Linked DNA regions of Homo sapiens: all the other regions are linked to region 2. Evidence: chromatin contacts called from ENCODE Hi-C or POLR2A ChIA-PET data. All regions are on one chromosome and are shown on one strand. The core of a region is the stretch at or near the end of the contact, and the rest is flanking DNA. Distances in the headings are between cores, read along the strand shown. Region 1 overlaps LOC124906031 (a long non-coding RNA gene). Region 2 overlaps POLR1A (RNA polymerase I subunit A). Region 3 has its middle 67 kb from the start of ST3GAL5-AS1.

The links. Hi-C counts contacts between places; a loop is a spot of excess contacts on that map. ChIA-PET counts read pairs that join two places held with the same protein, here RNA polymerase II (POLR2A). Pooled maps may share reads with other maps.
Region 1: a map of endothelial cell of umbilical vein shows a loop between it and region 2 (7-fold over the local background). The contact joins two enhancer-like sites. A Hi-C loop is called at or near these places in 5 of 168 maps with a recorded cell type or tissue (IMR-90, dorsolateral prefrontal cortex, endothelial cell of umbilical vein and 1 more), 3 of 37 single-sample maps with no recorded cell type and 15 of 50 pooled maps. POLR2A ChIA-PET finds 5 or more read pairs at or near these places in 5 of 52 experiments (T-cell, activated B cell, activated naive CD4-positive, alpha-beta T cell and 2 more).
Region 3: a loop to region 2 is called in a map of gastrocnemius medialis, with 2.3 times the contacts of the local background. The contact joins two enhancer-like sites. A Hi-C loop is called at or near these places in 1 of 168 maps with a recorded cell type or tissue (gastrocnemius medialis) and 6 of 50 pooled maps. POLR2A ChIA-PET finds 5 or more read pairs at or near these places in 2 of 52 experiments (PC-9 and WTC11).

The regions. Positions count from the first base shown.
Region 1 is chr2:85,932,948-85,937,222 of GRCh38, reverse strand. LOC124906031 (a long non-coding RNA gene) reads left to right here. Exons shown (of 2, transcript XR_007087120.1): 2 at 2,551-2,595. Among named protein-coding and RNA genes, the nearest start is that of ST3GAL5-AS1, 46 kb to the right of the region's middle. Within about 2 kb of position 2,987, at least 3 of the 41 ENCODE cell types and tissues checked have a DNase peak (open chromatin) inside an H3K27ac peak, as active enhancers do.
Region 2 is chr2:86,033,221-86,037,919 of GRCh38, reverse strand. It overlaps POLR1A (RNA polymerase I subunit A), which reads left to right. Exons shown (of 34, transcript NM_015425.6): 28 at 4,133-4,259. Among named protein-coding and RNA genes, the nearest start is that of POLR1A, 70 kb to the left of the region's middle. RefSeq lists silencers at 1,222-1,271, 3,996-4,199 and an enhancer at 1,942-2,001. Within about 2 kb of position 1,344, at least 36 of the 41 ENCODE cell types and tissues checked have a DNase peak (open chromatin) inside an H3K27ac peak, as active enhancers do; they include gastrocnemius medialis, where a contact is called at or near this core.
Region 3 is chr2:85,953,549-85,958,395 of GRCh38, reverse strand. No RefSeq gene overlaps it. Among named protein-coding and RNA genes, the nearest start is that of ST3GAL5-AS1, 67 kb to the right of the region's middle. Within about 2 kb of position 3,127, at least 10 of the 41 ENCODE cell types and tissues checked have a DNase peak (open chromatin) inside an H3K27ac peak, as active enhancers do; they include gastrocnemius medialis, where a contact is called at or near this core.

The DNA of each region.
Region 1 (4,275 bases), core at 1,738-4,237, 100 kb after region 2:
GGGTGAGGCTGCCAGATAAAACACAGGATGCCTAGTTAAATTTTAATTTCAAATAAACACGGATTTCTTTTTTAGTATAAGCAGGCCCCATTTAGCACAAGTATGTCCTATATTTTTATTTGCTAAATCTAGCAACCCTACTCGCGAGCTAATATTGGGTCGGTCACCAAGTGTACCTGACACCTTGCCGTGGGCCAGGGCTGGGCAAGAGTCAGCTCCCACCTCCCCGTGCCCCGCTACCAGCCCCGACCAGACCTGACTGCACATGCGCACTGAGCAGTACACGCCTGTGTTGAGGCCCCACGGAAGGATACCGGGAGAATGGGCGCAGTTCTCTGGCTTCTGCATGGGGAGGGCCTCCACCTCTGTCAAGGTCCTTGTGGTGGGACTTTCCACAACTGGGTTTGCGGTACTGCCAGGCAGCTAAAGAGAGTGATCAGCAGACATAGGTTTGAAGATTACCCCAAAGGCATTGCGCAAGGTCCGGCCTGGTACACCAGAACACGGCAGCAGCTGGCGCAGCCGGGCACCGAGGAGGGACCTCCCACTCCTGCCCCTTCCCGCGTGCTCTGAGTGACCCTGGGATAGAGAGAGAGGGAGAGGAGAGCCCTTGCTTCTTCCCACCCCCAGCCCACTGGCCACTCAGGAGGAACCCTGAGATGGGGTCAGAACAGGGCTAAGTGGACTCTCTTTGTTCTGCAAGTTTCCTGTGACGCAGCCCCAGCCACACCCTTCTCCCAGGGAAAGTGTCTCGTCCCGCCTGCCTTCCTAACAGGGACCCTTCTTCTGCCACTGGCCTTCCCTGTCTACCTACATGGCTGATGATTTTCATTCCTTATGAAAATAAAGCTGGCTTTAACTTATTTGTAATGTGCACACTTGATGCACAGATTCTAATAATGCCATCCTCCAATAAAAGAAACCAGGGCTCCTTGGAAATGGCCACTAAAGAAAAAAACAAAAACAAAAACAAACAAACAAACAAAAAAAGCCTTTAGACACTTAAAGTTAGTATTATTCAGAGTCTTACAGAGGAATCCAACCCCAGAGGGGTCCTTCAGAGCGTTTCTGTTAGACTGCTCCAAAGCAGTATTTCAGCCCACAGCTTATATACGGGTGATGGAGGTTCTCTGCTTGTGTTCAGAAGTCACATTACAGCAAAATCTCATCAAAGTTTGGGTGGGTAGATTACAGAGGCACAATCATTAATCTTGTCAGATGTTATCAGGCTCATTCCCAGGAAGTTACCTCTCTTGGCAGGGGAAAAGAATCTTCTTATTGCAGGCAGGCCAGATTGCTAGCAGCATGGGGTAGGTCACAACACAAGGCTGCATGCCATTCTCCTGAATAATGATTCATCTCTTGTCAGTGGGCGACCAGTACTGTGGCTTTAGCCATTGAAGAATAGTTGTCCAATTTTGAAGAATTTAGGTAGAGAGAAAGGTAAATGTTTTAATTTTGTTCACAAAAGTAAACTTTATCCAATTGTTGTAAGATAAAAATAGCTCAAAAGAAAAGAAGCATTCTTCACTTTGGAAAACAAAATATAAATAGAATCAGCAATGTTTCAAACAGAAGTCATAAAAATCACTGTAACCTTCCATCAGTTCAGCCCCATGAAAATCGTTTTAGTTCTCCATCAGTTCAGTCCCATGTAATTCTTGTTCTGATTGTTGTTTGGCAATCTTCGTAAATGCTCTCATTAGAGTTCTGGAATTTTTTGTTTAGTCCATTGATCTTAAAGTTACTAGACATCTGTGTTCAAGAGTACTTGTTAAGGCCAGTCACAGTGGCTCACATCTGTAATCCCAGAACTTTAAGAGGCCAAAGTGGGCAGATCACTTGAGGTCAGGAGTTCGAGACCAGCCTGGTGAAATCCTGTCTGTACTAAAAATACAAAAAAATTAGGCAGGCATGGTGGTGCACGCCTGTAATCCTAGCTACTTGGGAGGCCGACACATAAGACTTGTTTGAACCGGGGAGGTGGAGGTTGCAGTGAGCTGAGATCTCACCACTGCACTCCAGCCTGGGTGACAAAGCCAGACTCTGTCTCAAAAAAAAAAAAAAAAAAAAAAAAAAGAGTACTTAGAGAATAATTCAAAACAATAACTGTGGATGACAAAAACTTATAATAGCCATGGTTAAAATCTGATGAAAGTTCTCAATTGAAGAAAATGTAGTTCTTTCTATTACATATAGTATTTTAAGATAACAACCAGAATGATGACAGACAGTGGCCCATCAGGACCATCAGACTTTTATAAATTTTATTTACTCTTTAGAATGCTCACATTAATAACATCCATACTTTGGAAATGTAACTTTGGAAAACATTTAACATTACAATCAAAATTATTTGACAGATAACATATTAGAATATTTTTGAATTTATATAATTATAGAACATTTATATCAATAACATACCCATAAATATAACTGGAAGACCTAGTATCATTTATGATTTGATAATGCTTTCCTTATAATTTACCAAATAAGTCTAATCATTTAACATCTGTGCAAGATGACAGATGCTTTTTTTTTTTTTTTTAGGTTTTTCAGCAACCCCAACTGGAAAATCTCAAAGTTATGTGAAGCCAAAAAAAAAAAAAACCAATTAATTTAGGGTTTTGATCCTGGGGAAACCTGCCAAAGATGTCAAAAGGTTAAAAACATTTAATTGAAACAGAATTGCCGGTCATTGTTAAGTAATAATCATTTAGAAGTTACATTCGGGCAAAATCTCATCAAAGTTTGGGTGTAAGAGTACATCTGGTTATAGATTACAGAAGCATAATTCTTCATCCTGTCATTGTCTTATGTACAGGAAAAGGCAAGGGCTAGAATCATTGAACTTATCTTTTCTAAAAATGTGGTAATCAGGCAAGAGATGTGGGAACCTATTCTCTATCCTGCTTATCATGGTCAAAGCATTCTTCTAGAGGGCTGTGCTCAGTCACTGAGTCAGAGGTTTCTGAACGAGCAGAAGGAGCAAACGTGGCTTTTTTTTTTTTTTTTTTTGACGGTCTTACTCTGTGGCACAGGCTGAAGTGCAGTGGTGTGATCATGGCTCACTGCAGCCTTGAACTCTGAGATCAAGTGATCCTTTCACCTCAGCCTCCTGGGTAGCTGGGACTACAGGCGCATGCCACCAAGCCTGGCTAATTTTGTTTTTTATATATAAGTTTTTGTGCAGAGCAGTGGTTTCACCATGTAACCCAGGCTGGTTTGGAACTCCTGGACTCAAGTGATCCTCCCTCTTTACAGCAAGGGCCAACTATGTGACTAGTCAGAGGCAGATGTTCGCTATTTTTTCTCATAAAGGAAAGATTGATTTTAGGACAGGCAGGAAATGTACAAGATGAGATGAGCCTGGAGCATCATGTAGTGCCAGAAAGTAAGGAAGTGTTTTATACACACACACACACACACACACACACACACACCAACTCACATTGATGGGAAGAGGTCAAAGGAGCACAGGAGCCAATTGAAAGAGCTCCTAAAGGCCAAAGCTGGAACAATTTGAGCAACAAAATAAAGTAATATGGGACTATAACCCAAAGTGTGAGATAAATATTTATGAGTTATACTAATAAAAATAAATGATTGAATTTTAAAATGGAGAAGTGACAGATCTCCCAGTAGAAAAGTCTAAATAACTTATGTAGATAGTTCATCCTCAAGAAGGTAGAGGATAACTCTCGCCTCCTCCATGTGGGCTCTGCATAGTGACTTCCTTCAAAGCATACATGTGTGTGAAAGAGGAAAACAAGAATAACTACAGTGGAGAAACTTCACAAACACTACTTCAGCCAGGTGATCAAGGTTAACATCAAGTGATAAGTAATGCTAATAGTATGCACTCTTGATATGATGTGACGAGAATGGCCCTTTACCTCTGTAGTCTTTCTCCGAATAACCCGTAACCACAGTCTAATCATGAGAAAAACATCAGACAAATCCCAATGGAGGGGTAATCCACAATCTACCTGAAAAGTACTCCTCAAAACTGTTGGCTGGGAGCGGTGGCTCATGCCTGTAATCTCAGCATTTTGGGAGGCCGAGGCAGGTGGATCACTTGAGCCCAGGAGTTCGAGACCAGCCTGGCCAACATGGTGAAACCCCGTCTCTACAAAAAATACAAAAATTAGCCAGGTGTGGTGGCATGCACCTGTAATCCCAGCTACTTGGGAGGCTGAGGTATGAGAATCGCTTAAACCCAGAGGCAGAGGTTGCAGTAAGCTGAAATCACTCCATTGCTCTCTAGCCTGGGTG
Region 2 (4,699 bases), core at 95-2,594:
AGAGTGTGGAACCTGTCTCAAGGGGCACCTGTTACTATGCAGGAATGGAGGCCCGGGGGGCCACATCTTTTGATTTAAAAAGAAAGAAAACAAGCTTCCCACCCCCTACGTTTTTTTCTTTCTTGGGTCACTTGTTTACTTGCCTTTGCTTTTATATAATTGAGGTCTCCTGACTTTTAAACATCAGCAACTAATTCATGTGTTTTTAAAAGCCCAGTAAGGCCCAGATGGTTCTCATCTGTTGCAGGATCTGGCCACAGGCCACTGACCACTGCCTCTAATCTAGACCAGTTCTTGGTCTTCTGGGAGCTGCTCAGATAGAGAAGCAATGACAGAGCAGAAGCAGAAAGCTCCCTGCACTCAGCCATCCCACAAACACATACTGAGCCATGCCCATTCGTCGCTGAGTCACGGGGGCAGGCGTGGGCAACACAGTACGACTTTTCTGCCCTCAGCCCTCTGCCCTCTCACCTTATGGGGCCTGGCCTCGAGCCAGCCCTCTGTGCAGGTGGCATTTGGGATGGTGGGTCTTGGGGTGGAGGAGCTTGGATGTGAACTCAGTCCTTTGGACGGGGGTCACTGGCCAGGTGCTTCCTGCCCCAGTTCACGAGCCCTGGGTGAAGTTGTTGTTGGCTGGGCCTCAGGAGCACCTGCGTTGGTGCCAGCCTGGGCTGAGAACATTCCTTCTGTCGAGTGGTCCTCTGTGCTATCTGGGCACTGGGCAGAGTGGCAGGGGAGTGCTGTGTGCACCCGCCTGCCAGCTCCTTAATTAACAGCGAGGAACATAACTACCAAGTGCAGGGGGCGTTTGTGCTGGCCTGGCAGTGGTTTTCTGGGAAATGGGAATTCAGATTTCATGGCCTCTAGAGAATAACTAAGGGTGGACGGAGTTAGATGTTTTGCCCCAGTTCTGTTCACAGGAGGCCCAGGCCAGCCCAGCAGGTAGGTCGGCATGAGGCTGGCGCCAGCCCATGCTGGGGTTCTTTTTACTTATATTACCTCATGGAATTGAAAATAGGAAATCACTTTTTAAGACTTCTTCCTGATGAGGGACAGCCCTGGCTTGTTCCCAGCCGTGAAGTACTTTTTCAACTCCTCCCTGTGTTTTGCTTGTGAACTTGAAAATCTGTGATAAATAAAGCCATGCGCAGTAGCTTTTGGTGGAGGTGGCCTCAAGGACTCAGCAGAATGGGGCTGAGGGGTTAGGCAGAGCTAAAAGATGGGGCAGTGGATGAGCTGGGTGCGGTCTGGACTCCCTTTGTCAGGCCCCAGGCAGCAGAGCAGCTGTGTTCAGGCCTCTGGCCGCCCACAGGAAATGGGAGGAAGTGTGAGTGCACTTTCAAAAGAGCAGCCAACCCCCAAGAAGCTTTTTCTCCTTCCTTTCTCCCATCCCTCCCCCTTCCTTCCTCTCTGCCACCCTCTTTTTCTTTCTCTTTGCCCCCACCCTCCCTTCTCCCAGCTGTGGAGTCATGAGACCCTTGACAGAGCCTGGAGAAAAACAGCACGAGACAGATGGTTCCCTAGGTAGAGATATACAAGCGTAGAAGGCCCCCCAGATCTCTGCACTGGCACCCATCACATGGGCTGTTTGTGTAAATTGTCTGGCAGGTGGCAGGGGAGATGAAGTGGAAAGAGCACTGAGCTAGGAGTTAGGGGCTGTAAGTTTTGGCCTCCGGTCCCCAGCCATGAAAAGACCCAGCTGACAGTCTGTAATTGTAGCTTCTGTGAATCTGACTTTCCAAACAGCAGGTGGTGGAGCTGTTGCCAGGCGCGTTCAGAAACCGCCAGGGGTCATGTGCTCTGTTTGTAATTATTTACGTGGGACGGGAGGCTTCTCTGCCCCTGCCCCTCCTGTTCCCTTTCTGTTGCTACATTCAGGTGAGCTGCACAACCTTGAGAAGGCAGTCACTGTGGGCCGTTAGTTCCCCTGCTCTTGGCAAAACCATAGAAGGGCAAATTGCACCTCCAGGAAAACTGGCACACTGGTCACATGCCTACCACTTACTCACCAGCCATTCATTCTGCCTTCTCACCTCCTTCCCTCCTACGTTCTCCACAAGTCCTGGTCACCAAAAGAGGCAGGGAAGGCAGAAGGCATCCCCAACTGGGGGAATCAGGGAGGGCTTCTTGGAGGAGTTACAGCTGCTGAGGCCTGGCCTTGAAGGATGAGTACAGCTTCAGTAGGTAGATATTGGCCAGGGAAGTTACTGGCAGAGTGAGCCGCTCAAGCAAAGGCCCAAAGGGTGCACAGGGTGGAGGGAGCAGATGGGCAGTTAGAGTTGAGGCCAGATGTGAAATGCTGGGGGCAAAAGCATCAGAGCCGTGACATTGCCACAAGTTGAGACAGGCTGGGGCGCCCAGCTGAGGGAAGCAGCCCTGTGTGTGGCAGCAGCTGAGCCCCGCACCCCCACTCCGCCTCATTCCATCTCCTCTGCTCTGCACAGTAGCCTCGGGTGCAGAGTGAGAGTGATCCCATGTTGCAGATGAGATCAAGGCCCTCCTCTCCAGTCTGTGGCAGGTCAGGACTTTAACCTGAACCTGTCCTTACAGAAACATCTCTCCCACCCCCTCTTTCCAGTGGGATTGTATCTTTCTAAAGTCAAGCCCGGCCTTCTCTCATCTGGCTATCCTGTTCCTGTCCCCAGTGCCTGGTAAACAAGCTCTTCTCTGGATTAATGGATGAGGGGGCTTTTTTTTCTGCCAAGGGCAAACCACGTACACCTTTAAAAAGTTAAAAAATAATATTGGGGTCTGGGTGCAGTGGCTTACCCTTGTAATTCCAGCACTTTGGGAGGCCAAGGCAGGTGGATCACCTGAGGTCAGGAGTCCACAATCAGCCTGGCCAACATGGTGAAACCCCGTTTCTACTAAAAATAGAAAAATTAGTCGGGCATGGTGGTGCATGCCTGTAATCCCAGCTACTCAGAAGGCTGAGGCATGAGAATCGTTTGAATCCGGGAGGCGGAGGTTGCAGTGAGCCGAGGTCGCACCACTGCACTCCAGCCTGGGGGATAGAGAGACTCCATCTCGGGACGGTGGGGGGAACTAATAATAATAATATTAGGGAAGATGAGTGGCATTCTTTTGTTTTTAATGAGCAAAATAGTATACATTTGACCTGCCTACTTTTTCAAATGAAGACTCTAAGCTCCTTGAGGGCCTGGAGTCTGTCTTTTCGTCCTTGCTTTGCCACCAGGGCTGGCACATGCTGGGCACAGTATAGGCGCTCAGAGAAAGTGGGACGGCTGGCTGGATGTGTGAGGGACCCGATTCTCACAGTCACAAGCAGCCCTTTTTGGTGTGCTATTCTGGCCTGTTGGAAAAGACAGGCAGGGGGTTACATGAGGAAAGAAGTGGTATGGAGGGGACAGGGTGGATCCTAAGAGGCCCTAAAAATAGATGGCTCTGGAGGAAGTGGCAGGGGGCCAGGTTCTGAGCTTCAGGTTGGTTCTTTTAAATTGGTGTGGTTCTAACTTGTTGACACGATTCATTGCCACAAGCTAAGTTATCTCTGCCCTTCGAAATTTTGATGAGCCCTTCCGAAGTCCTCGTTCTTTCGTCACATTGCCGGGGCTCCCACACCAAGGGAGTTCTCTGGCCAGAGCAACACCACCTTCTGGAGATGCTGCAGGTTGTGGGCAGGGGAAGGTCCTAGTCCTGGGTGGGGTTCCCCTCTCCTACAGTAGATTCTGCCTTCCTTGTTAGAGGACGACCACAGCGGCACCTACAACTGTCCTTCACCAAGCACGCACTCTGCCAGGCGCTGTGAGAGGAATCAGACATAGGGTTGTTTCTCATCATTAGCAAACAAGATTGCAGAATACGTAGTAATTCCCATATTTTCTAGACAATGGGGCTTAAAGCTGAGGAAGCTGCCTGTCCTACTCATACCCCGGGAGTGGCAGTGCACCTATTGAGACCAGGCCTGTTGGACTGTGGAACCGGTGTTCCTGATACGCCAGAGACGGTTCCAAAACAGCGGGTAGGGACAAGTGAGTGGCTAGGAGAGGCTGGGCCTCCATCTCGTGCACTGATCCCCTGTGGGAATCCCTCAGCGTCCTATCCCCCAAATGAGGGTAGGGCTGGACATGCTGGTACTGCACAGGGCTTTTTGGCTTTCTTCTTGTTTTAGATTCTTTAAACTTCTGATGGAATCCATCAAAAAGAAGAATAATAAAGCATCAGCTTTCAGGAACGTAAACACTCGAAGAGCTACACAGCGGGATCTGGACAACGCTGGGGAGTTGGGGAGGAGTCGGGTGAGTGAGTCCCCGGGGGTCACTAGAGTTGCACAGGGACAGCCCCCAGACTGGGCAGGCTCTGTGCCTATTCTCTGTGCTCCTCCAGCCCCATCCTGGTGCTGGCCCATCTCCTACCTATCTCAGCTTTTACCTGCTGTTCTGAGAGCCCAGAAGCAGCATTCACTTCTTGGCCTGATGGGCCAGGCAAGCGAGGCTGCCAGGCAGCATGGTGTAGCCAGCCCCGGGGCAGGCCTCCGCATCATAGCTCTGCTCTCCAAGAGCCCGCTGTAAGTGGTCTTCATCCTGAGGAGGGACTCGAGGTCATGGCGTGCGCTGAGCCTTTGAAAGTTCTTTTTCCGGTTTCCTTTGGCTCTGCCTTCGACTTGCCCAGGCAAGATGAACTGAGGCCCACCAGGGCACTGGCAGGGACCAGAGAGGTATCTGGAAGCAGAGAAGTT
Region 3 (4,847 bases), core at 1,878-4,377, 81 kb after region 2:
TTTTTTTTCCCAATCAATGGCTGCTGCCTAGGCTCTGCCTCTTTTTCCTCTTTTTTTTTTGAGATGGAGTCTCACTCTGTCGCCTATGGCCAGCTAATTTTTTTATTTTTAGTAGAGATGGGGTTTCACCATGTTCGCCAGGCTGGTCTCGAGCTCCTGACCTCATGATCTGCCTGCCTCAGCCTCCCAAAGTGCTGGGATTACAGGTGTGAGCCACCGCACCCTGCCGGCCCTGCCTCTTAACAGTTGAGAGAGGATAGCCATGGTGGCTCACGCTTGTAATCCCAGTACTTTGGGAGGCCAAAGCAGGAGGATTGCTTGAGGCCTGCAGTTCAAGACCAGCCTGGGCAACACAGCAAGACCTGCCTCTACAAAAAATTATTTAAAAAATTAAAAAATTAGCTAGGCATGGTGATGAGTGCCTGTAGTCCCAGCCACTTGGGAGGCTGAGGTGGGAGGATCACTTGAGCCCAGGAAGTCAAGGCCGCAGTGAGTTATGATCATTTCACTGCACTCCAGGCTAGGCAACAGAGTGAGACCCTGTCTCAAAAAAAAAAAGAAAAATAGTTGAGAGAGCTTGAACAAATTGTTTAACCTCTCTGAGCCTCAGTTTTTCCATATGAAAACAGAAATGCTAATAATTATAATAAATCATAACTTCAGGGTTACTTGGAATTATAAAAAAGATTATGTTTGTCAAGGGACCTTATAAACTATTAAGTCTCATGGAAATGCTCTTCTTCATTCACCCTGCCTGGAATGAACTTCCTTTTCCCTTCCTTTATCTAATTTCTATCCACCTTTCGAAGTCTGAGTACAATTCCCTGTTAAGAGGGCCAGAATGCTCTATTCTATTAAATAGCAACTGTGACCTCTTGGGGTCCTGACACCACTAAAAAGAAGAAAAAAACATTGGTTTGAAATAGCTTGGGAATTTTACTACCCTGGGGAAGCCTGAGAGCAATTCCCACAACTGTAGCCCTTCCCCCTAACTCAAAAATATTTGTTTCGCCTCCTGGTGAGCTTGTAGCAAGTTGTGACATTCCTCCCCAAAATACTAGGAATCAGGACCTTCCTTTTGGACCATTGGTATCCAAACCCAACAACCTAAAAGATTAAAAACTCAATTTAAGGGAAATTAGAGGCTTATAACATTGCTTCATACCGCACCAGCTATGATATCAGACTCCCAAAATGTAACTGGCAGAGCCCAGAACACCTGACTAACCCTCACAAAAATCCCCTTAACAATCGCCTCTTTTAGAAAATATTCTCAAGCGTTTCCAGTCCACTATATGTTCTATTTTTCCCAAAGGATTGCATTTCATAAATGCCACCTGATTCAGATGCCACTTAAACTCAAAATCCTTCTTTCGTTAGTTTTGCCTCTCACACTGATGTTCAGTCGCTTGAGACCAGGGACTGGGTCCTTTGACTCCACACTAGAGACATGGCAGACCATCACTAAAGACTGGTTAACCAAGGACTTCCTGTGGGGAGTGTCATTTCCTGGAATGGGATAGTCATGCTCCATTATCATGTTAAGCATCCAATATAACCATTACAATATTGGGATTCTTGAAATCTGGTGTTCTTGGGCATTCATCTCCCCAGGTTCGCATTGACCCAACCACATGGCACCACTCAGTGAATAGGAAATGGGTGAATCACAGAGGAGTTTCCATTCATTCATCTGACAAATAATTATTAGATTCCAAAACCGTTCTTAGCACCTGCAAGGAGTTTCAAGAGAAAAGGCATATATATATGATAAAGACCCACTTTCTAGTCTAGTACAGTGACACCAGGTTATAAGCAGACCAATAAAGTTGGATAAAGAAGCAGGCAAGAGATTTAGAAATAAGGTCCGAGGAGGCAACATTAGGGACAGGCATGTGGGAACATGACCCAAGGGAGGCCCAGAATCGAGAACAGGTTTCAACAGCTGTCTCCACTTATCAAACTGGCAAATGTTAAAGACTGACAACACCAGGTGTTGCTAGGGTGTGCAAAGCAGACTCCCACGTATTGCTGGAATGGTGTAAATTTGCACCAACCTATCTGTGGGGCAATCTCACAAAATGTACCAGCCTTTAAAATGTATATATGTATAACTCGGCAATTACAGTCCAGATATTTATCTTGTGGGAATAACTGGGCAAATGAAAACTGACATTGGTACCACTGTAGCCTATTCATTGTGTCACCGCTTGGAGAGGGTAAAATTGTAATCATTTGACCACGAAGTTGTCCCTGAACCAATCACAATGGCCAGAGGGATCGAGTCTTTTGCTCGGCCAGGCCTCAGTCACACATCTCTCCTCTGTTGTCAGGGGATAGAGGAGGACTGTGATTGACAGCTGAGCCATATGGATTAGGATTAGAGAAAAGACAATTCCCTAAAGGAAAAAAAAAGGAGGAACATTGTTACTAGAGGACTGAGAATGGGAAAGCCAAATAAAATCTGTAACTAGGGCCGGGCACGGTGGCTCACGCCTGTAAACCCAGCACTTTGGGAGGCTGAGGAGGGTGGAGAACTTGAGGTCAGGAATTTTGAGACCAGCCTGACCAACATGGTAAAACCCCGTCTCTACTAAAAATACAAAAATTAGCTGGGTGTGGTGGCATGTGCCTATAATCCCAGCTATTCAGGAGGCTGAGACAGGAGAATGGCTTAAACCTGGAAGGTGGAGGTTGCAGTGAGCCAAGATCGTGCCACTGTACTTTAGCCTGGGTGACAGAGCAAGACTCTGTCTCGAAAAAAAAAAAGAAAAAAAAAATCCTGTAACTACCCCAGTATACCATAGCAGGAGTCACTGGTGCAGGGGGAGAACTGCTTCAGGCAGACGGACTAGATTATTTTTTACAGAACCTTTACAGTCTGTGATGAAACCACCTCCAGAGAGGAGGAGGAGGAGCGGAGAAGGCCACCCCTGACGAAGGAGACCTAGACTTGTAAATCCAGCTCTATGAATAATTGAATAATTTTAAAGACATGGTTGAGGCTGTGAGGTAGTTGTAAGAAACATATAAGCAAACAAGACGAATGAGGATGCTATGGGCAGAGCCAGGAAAAGTCCCTGACCATGGATGGGCCCATGTGGTGCCCACACATGTCAGCGAGACATTGGCTAGCACTGTGGGTACAACTTGCTGCCAGGCGACCTGGGACAAATGACTTAACCACTTAAGACCTCAGTTTCCTTATCTCTGAGATTGAGAGAAGAAACCGATCTATGGGCTGACTGTGAGAATGTCATGAGCCTGTGCAGGTAGAAACACCTCTGTGCCAGTCATTGTGTACACAACTTCAGCAAGGAGAAGGGGAGGGCATAAATGGCCCTCCAATTTAAACAGAAGAGAAAAAAGTAAACAGAAGAGATGAAGGATGGTGGCTCCAGGAAGTCTGAAAACTAGGGGTTTATTCCAGGGCAACGGGAGCCCTCAAATTTAAGCTGGTGGCCATAATGAGGGTTACAATGGCACTTTCAATCAGAAACTATGTTGAAAAACTGGAACTTGCCCCCCTCCCACAAGTCCTTAACTGTGTATAAGTGGAACGACTGTTTACTTGTACATTTTTATTCTCCATGGCTCACTCTCACTGGCTATTGAAACACTTCAAAACAGGAACTTCTTAAACCCCCCAAGACCAGGTTAGGGCACCCTGCCACCACCACCCTGTTCCTCCATTTTGCCTTGTGCCAAGAGCACCACAGGCCTGCTCCTGTCTCAAGTGCCTTTCCCTGGGTCCGACGGGGGACAACGTGTACTGTGGTTGCCTTGAATTTCCTCACCTCAAATTCAGATCTAGTGATGCTTGCACCATCAAGGTGGCAAGCATGCATTGCTCTGTCTGGGAGGGAAGGGGAGATTGACACCATGAGAAGGTATGAGCGCGGAGAGAGCACGAGGTGGTCCCACTGCTCCTGACCCCCATGAGGTCCAGTCTGTGTGAAAAACAGCATTGACCCAGAAACACAAAGGCACCCCTGTGTGTGTGGTATTGGGCAAGCCTCTGGCCTCTCCAAGCCTGTTTCTTTATCCTTAAAATTGTGGCAATTCTATTCTCTGAGGGCAGCCATGAAAAATGGGGAAAATCTTGCAAGAGCCTCATAGCCTCCTAAGCAGCCATGCCCTGAGAGGTCTGTGTCTTTTTTTTTCCCCCCCGAGACAGAGTTTCACTCTTTCACCCAGGCTGGAGTGTAGTGGTGCCATCTCAGCTCACTGCAACCTCTGCCCCCCGGGTTCAAGCGATTCTCCTGTCTCAGCCTCCAGAGTAGCTGGGACTGCAGGTACCCACTACCACGCCTGGCTAATTTTTGTATTTTTAGTAGAGACAGGGTTTCACCATGTTGGCCAGGCTGGTCTCGAACTCCTGATCTCAGGTAATCCACTCGCCTCGGCCTCCCAAAGTGCTAGGATTACAGGCATGAGCCACCTTGCCCCACCGGTGTGTCATTTTCACTCTTCCCCATCCCACAGGATTTTACGGAGTGTCACAGCCGTGGTCTGTGCCCTGAGGTAAGAAGTAAATGGGTCAGATAATGAGGCATGAAAATGAAGCCAAAATGAAGCAGGTATTTCACAGAGGCTCGTCTTGGAGTTTTCCATCAGGAATCCAAAGTGTTACTGCTACTGCAGACATCTGGTGTTGCTTGGCTGTGGCCAGAGGGAGATGCGATGTGTCAGCCAGGAAATCTCAGAGGTGCCTGTGAACAGGAGGGAGGCCACTCAGAAGTGGTGTCCACGGGGCTGTGAAAGGGCAGGAAGAGAACGAGGAAGCAAGGAAGCAGGCAGAAGGTGCTTTCTTTCCCTTCCCTGGCTCCTCCTCACATGCCTGGGGG